Linked DNA regions of Homo sapiens: region 1 is linked to region 2. A link is a contact called in ENCODE Hi-C or POLR2A ChIA-PET data. All regions are on one chromosome and are shown on one strand. Each heading gives the region's core, a stretch centred on a gene start or an enhancer-like site at or near the end of the contact. The rest is flanking DNA. Distances are from core to core; before and after follow the strand shown. Region 1 holds the start of DTD1-AS1 (DTD1 antisense RNA 1). Region 2 overlaps DTD1 (D-aminoacyl-tRNA deacylase 1).

The links. A loop is a pair of places that touch in the nucleus more often than their neighbours do. ChIA-PET counts read pairs that join two places held with the same protein, here RNA polymerase II (POLR2A). Pooled maps may share reads with other maps.
Region 1: a map of heart right ventricle shows a loop between it and region 2 (1.9-fold over the local background). The contact joins the promoter of DTD1-AS1 here to the enhancer-like site in region 2. A Hi-C loop is called at or near these places in 2 of 168 maps with a recorded cell type or tissue (heart right ventricle and ovary) and 1 of 50 pooled maps. POLR2A ChIA-PET finds 5 or more read pairs at or near these places in 3 of 52 experiments (AG04450, GM12878 and activated T-cell).

Annotation. Positions count from the first base shown.
Region 1 is chr20:18,697,451-18,700,150 of GRCh38, forward strand. DTD1-AS1 (DTD1 antisense RNA 1) reads right to left here and starts at 1,258. Exons shown (of 4, transcript NR_109955.1): 1 at 999-1,258. The region is part of intron 4 of DTD1 (D-aminoacyl-tRNA deacylase 1); the gene reads left to right. RefSeq lists a silencer at 2,195-2,342.
Region 2 is chr20:18,738,641-18,741,340 of GRCh38, forward strand. The region is part of intron 4 of DTD1 (D-aminoacyl-tRNA deacylase 1); the gene reads left to right. Among named protein-coding and RNA genes, the nearest start is that of DTD1-AS1, 41 kb to the left of the region's middle. Within about 2 kb of position 1,276, at least 9 of the 41 ENCODE cell types and tissues checked have a DNase peak (open chromatin) inside an H3K27ac peak, as active enhancers do; they include heart right ventricle, where a contact is called at or near this core.

The DNA of each region.
Region 1 (2,700 bases), core at 8-2,507, 41 kb before region 2:
CCTTAAACAAAATGCTTGGGATCAGAAGTGTTTTGGATTTTTTAAGATTTTGGAATATTTGCATTATACTTATTGGTTGAGCATCCCTAATAGAAACATTCAAAATCCAAAATTCTCCAGTGAAATTCACTTTGAGTACAACCTTTCAGGATCGTGTCTGTTCTCAAAAAATTTTGGGTTTTGGAAGATTTTGGATTTCAGATTTTTGGAGTGTGGATATTCAACTCACATATTTTTTGTTTGTTTGTTTTTGAGACAGAGTCTCGCTCTTTCGCCCAGGCCGGAGTGCAGTGGCGCTATCTCGGCTCACTGCAAGCTCCGCCTCTTAGGTTCACGCCATTCTCCTGCCTCAGCCTCTCGAGTAGCTGGGACTACAGGCGCCTGTCACCGCGCCTGGCTAATTTTTTGTATTTTTAGTAGAGACGGGGTTTCACTGCGTTAGCCAGGATGGTCTCAATCTCTCAACTCATATAATTTTTATGTTTGCATGCTATTTATTAAATCAGTCTACCATAACTTTACTCTTGGACATCTAGATTAATTTTTCACAATTATAAGTAGTATGCAAGTGATCATCTTTATTCTGATAATACTTTTCTTTGACTGAAGAGAAATTCCAAGAAATGGGTATGAACACCTTTGTATGAGCAAATCAGTAAAACTTTAGCAAATCACACATTTTTACTATTCTGATAAGCTTTTCTAGGATCTGCTGATGTATATGTTTTTAACAATAATTACATAGTTCAGTTCTGTATTATTAACTTGAAATGATCTTAAATTTTTATCACAGAAAATATTAAACACATGTACACTGGGCAATAGAGTCTGTCGAACCCCTATGTGTCCAGCATCAGTGGACACCCAGGATGGCAGCTCTGATTTTGTCAACCCTTTAACATCTTCTATTACTTTGAAGCAAATCTCAGTGTTATTTCATCTATACATATTCAGTGATTTATTTTTTTAACCTCTACATTTACATCCAAAGTCCTTACCTTGTCTTTCTAGCTGCATAACCCACATGCGTTAAGCATCCCCTGTGGACAGTGGGAAACCATTGACTGTTTCCGAGCAGAGGAAGGATAAAGTGGTGAGAACTGTACTTTGTAGAATGAACTTGTTAGCTGTCTGCAGGATGCTTGATGTGGAAACACCTGGAAGTGAGGAGCTGGTCATCCATGTCCAGCCCTCCAGCTGTGATGCTGCTGCTCAGCTCATTCCCATTCCCTCCTCCCGCTCCCTGCCTGCATCTGTCTCCTTACCCTCTTATGAATAGTTGGTGACTGAGCCCTGCCATGGCTGAAAGTCACAGTCAAATAGAATTCTCAGTTAAAAGTTCCTTAAACAATAGGAACATTTGATTTTCTTTCATGAGTTCCGAGGCCCGAGCCCAGGGACTCCAGGGCTGGTTACTTTGGCAGCTCCCAGGTGCTGGGGTTCTGTTTTCCTCTCTGTCCTCTACCTCATCTCCTCTTGGTTACAAAATGGCTGCCACAGCAGTGCCCTTACACCCTCCACGTCTGTGTCCAAGGCAGGCCAGAGGGTTGGTGTTTCCTATGTCCTCTGGGCAGAGCTGGGTTACTGTCCAGCAGGTCACCAGGGAGTTTGGGAAAGTGGATTTGTGGCATTTTCACACTCTGGAGTGGAGTTGCAGCAGGAGAGGAAGGCTATTAGGTCAAGAGAGCCTGCCTTAGGGGCTCTTATTTAATAGCCTGTTTTACATGTGAAAAAGCTTTAGTCTCTAAAAGCTTTCTCCAAAACCACAGGTAGGCCATGGCAGAATGAAGCCTCCAACCCAGGTTTTCCCACCTGAGGCAGCGGTGTTCTTTTCCCCATCTGTCACCTTGAGTCTCTGTGCAGGAGGCTTGGGTGGAGCAAATAGAGGCCTGGAAATGGGTCAGCAGTAGGAACAGAGAAGGCCAGAGAAGTGGGAGATGTGGAGAAGGACCCTGAGGTGACAGCAAGCCTTGAACAGGCTAACAGGGACATGGGCAGGGGCAGCTTTGGGGTTTTCGCGTGATGCCAGCAGGACAGTCATGGGGAGGTCCGGCCTTCAAGTTTCTGTCAGATCTCCCGCGTTGAGGCAAGTCATCTGTTAGAGGTGGTCATCAGGGAGGATGGAGCCCAGCTTGTGTGGGGATGGCTATAAAGTGGAAGAGGAGCCAGGGAAGTACCTCAGTTTGGAAGCCTAGTGGGAGAGACTTTCTAGAAGGGCAGCTCCATGCTGTCTCACTGTAAGAGGCTGAGGAGGTGAGCATTTGGAAAGTACCATTGGGCTTGCTGGCCACACAGTCAAGAGTGATCATGTGTGTGTTTGTGTGTGTGTACGTGTGTGTACACATATGTATCTTAAACTTACTTTGAAATAATTCCAGACTTAATGAAGTTGCAAAAATAGACCAGAAGAGTTCTCATATTCCTTTTACCCAGCTTCCCGAAGTGTTAATGTTAATGATCTCACATATCTGTAGTAGTGATCAAAACCAGCAAGTTACTGTTGGTAACATAGCATTAACTAATAATGAATCTGCAGGCCTTATTTGAATATTGCCATTGTCCCACTGGGTCCAGAATCCAATCTAGAATCCCATGTTCATTTAGGTGTGTCTCAGCCTCCTCCAGTCTTACGATCTTGATACTTCTGAAGACACAGGCCAGTTATTTTTTAGAATGTCCCTTAGTTTGGGAATTTGATGT
Region 2 (2,700 bases), core at 26-2,525:
GACCCTCTGCAGTCCCCTCAGGTCTTGTTGGCTATGGTTTGTGTCACATGCCATGTGACAGGAGAACCAGACATTGCCACCTCTGAAGTAGGAGACTCCTGCCAGCAGGGAGGGAGGAAGGGGCTGGGAAGATGAGTAGCTGCGGTGTAGGCAGCTGGCAGTGGCTTCTCTGTGGGACATTGATGATCATTCAACTACTATCAGGTTATTAAGAGCAAACAAGGTCACATAGGTGGAAATGCTAAGTGGGGATCCCTAACAGGTGACACATATGCACCCCATCAACATTATGGTCCAGATACATGTTTGAAAAGAAAGTGCGAATGTTCTTAGGTAGCGCTTGTCCTCTGCAGTGTGTCCTCAGGCCTTAGGTGGAGCTTGTCCTCTGCAGTGTGGCCTCAGGCCTTAGGTGGAGCTTGTCCTCTGCAGTGTGTCCTAAGGCCTTAGGTGGAGCTTGTCCTCTGCAGTGTGGCCTCAGGCTCCACCCTGCCATATTGTCTTACTCTTGGCCACTTAACTCATTTTGCTTCCTGGCTGGTCTCTCAAGGCATTTAAGTTTGCAGGCCCTGAAATCAGGCATTATAAGATCAATGTTCAACTAGTTCATTCTTAGATTGTGCAATTAGAGCTTGGGCATCTTAATTAAAAAGAAAAACGCTTATGTTTTCAGTGGATTTAATCATGAATTGGGTGAGTCTGGATCTGCATATTCCAGTCCCCCCTCTTTTGGCACACGTGTTCCCAAGCTTCACTGTGAAAGGTGCAGGCTGACCACAGGATCATCACCTGGCCCCTGGTGGTGTCTGTGTGTCCAGGGCAGCTTTTGGAAGGCTGGGTTTCTCTCTAAGGCGCTAAAGCCAGCATGGTTTGGACAGTCTCTCCCTTACAATGTGGGCTTTCTTGCCAGTTGATTAAAAACAAGCAAACAGACAAAAACCCAGAAGTACTCTATTTCAGTGTTTGTAGATTGTATGTTCACAGACCTGTAGTGGTTTATATTCTCCTTGACATGCATCTCCTCTTAATTTGAAAGCTGTTGACATTTTGCTTGAGCTCATATGCAGTACCAGTTTCTTTTCTTCTTCTTTTTTCTCATTTGTTTCCTTAAAAAAAAAAATCCAGCTGCTTTCTTGCTTTGAGATGTAAATTCCACATTTTGGCTGCATTGGATTCCAAGTTTTCCCAGAAAAGGCTTAAATTTATTAGGTTAGTTCACAATGTTCTCACAGAGAACTTGAGTTTGCGGCATGGAGCCATATGTGGTTGGGTTGTTTTAAGATAAATACTGTAAGAGAGTCAGCATTACATCACTGGCAGAAATGTGGGCTGTGCCTGTCATTTAAATAGTTATCACATGTGATTTAAAAGCTGGCTCTCGGTGGGAGGGGATAGGGTTGGAGGGGAAGGTCAGATGGATGTTTCTGCATCTGTGGTGTCTGTGCCTCTGCCTCAGCACAGAGTCGAATGACACTACGAGGAGCTGAGAAGCCTCCAGAGGGCTGTGCTAATTGGGGTTACTCCCCATCGTCCTCTCTGGATCTGGTTCTCAATAGCATAAAAGAGTACAAAGTGAAGAACAGGCTGGGTCACAAAGAGGCCTTTGCATGAGATTACTTAGCAAGGGGGAGGAGGTTTATTTAATTTTGTGACTGTTGATATTCACATTTTGTTTTTTTTTTGTTTTGTTTTGTTTTGTTTTTAATCTCTGAAGATGAGAAACAAAACTGAGAGGGCATCTTGCTTTTTAAAAATTGTACTTTCTCAGCATCTAATTTGGACCTGTTCATGAGTATTTATATATGTGTGTATATGTGTATGCATCTACACACAAGTAAGACATACAAGTATGAACACATGGATGCGAATATAAAATGTCAATTGCTGGCAGCAGAAGGCAGCTTACCACAATTTACTGCAGAACACCAATTTCAAGATATTTGGATTTTATGAATCAGGAATATAGAAAACAAAAAGAAATTGGGGAGTCTAGCATGGATTGCTAACTTATGATTTCCAAAATTGCTTAATTTTTTAAATTATAGTAAAATACACATAAAACTTACCATCTTAACCATTTTAAGTGTATAGCTTAGTAGTAATGGGTATATCCACATTGCAAAAATCCAAAATCTGTTTGCAAGAAAGGGAATGAGACAGAAGGAGTCCTGTATACTGTCCTTATCATTTCATCAAAGAAAGAGCATTTTAATACCAGAAGACAGACGAAAGGAAAGAAGCCTGTTATTTTAGATGCAGGAAATTCCTCCTAACCTGTGGCAGAATAGTCAAGAGAAAAATATTTTTCCATGGAAAAGTAATACTACAAAGAACTATGTAACAAGCAGCTCTGTGTGGCCATTTCTCAGATTTTAAAAATGCTAGCTTTTTGTCATCTTTGCTCCAGATCATTCATTCCTACTTAAAGTGCTGCTGCATGAACTGTTTGTTACCAGGCCATGGCGAAACAAAGAACAAAACTGAGACGGCATCTTACTTTTTAAAACTAAAATTGTACTTTCTCAGCATCTAACTTGGACCTGTTCATGAGTATTTATATATGTGTGTATATGTGTATGCACACTCACTGTCACCCAGACTGGAGTGCAGTGGCGTGATCTCGGCTCACTGCAACCTTCATTTTGGGCCAGAATGAAGTCAGCTACACCACAGAGCTCACAGTTGAGAAGAAATCTCTCACAA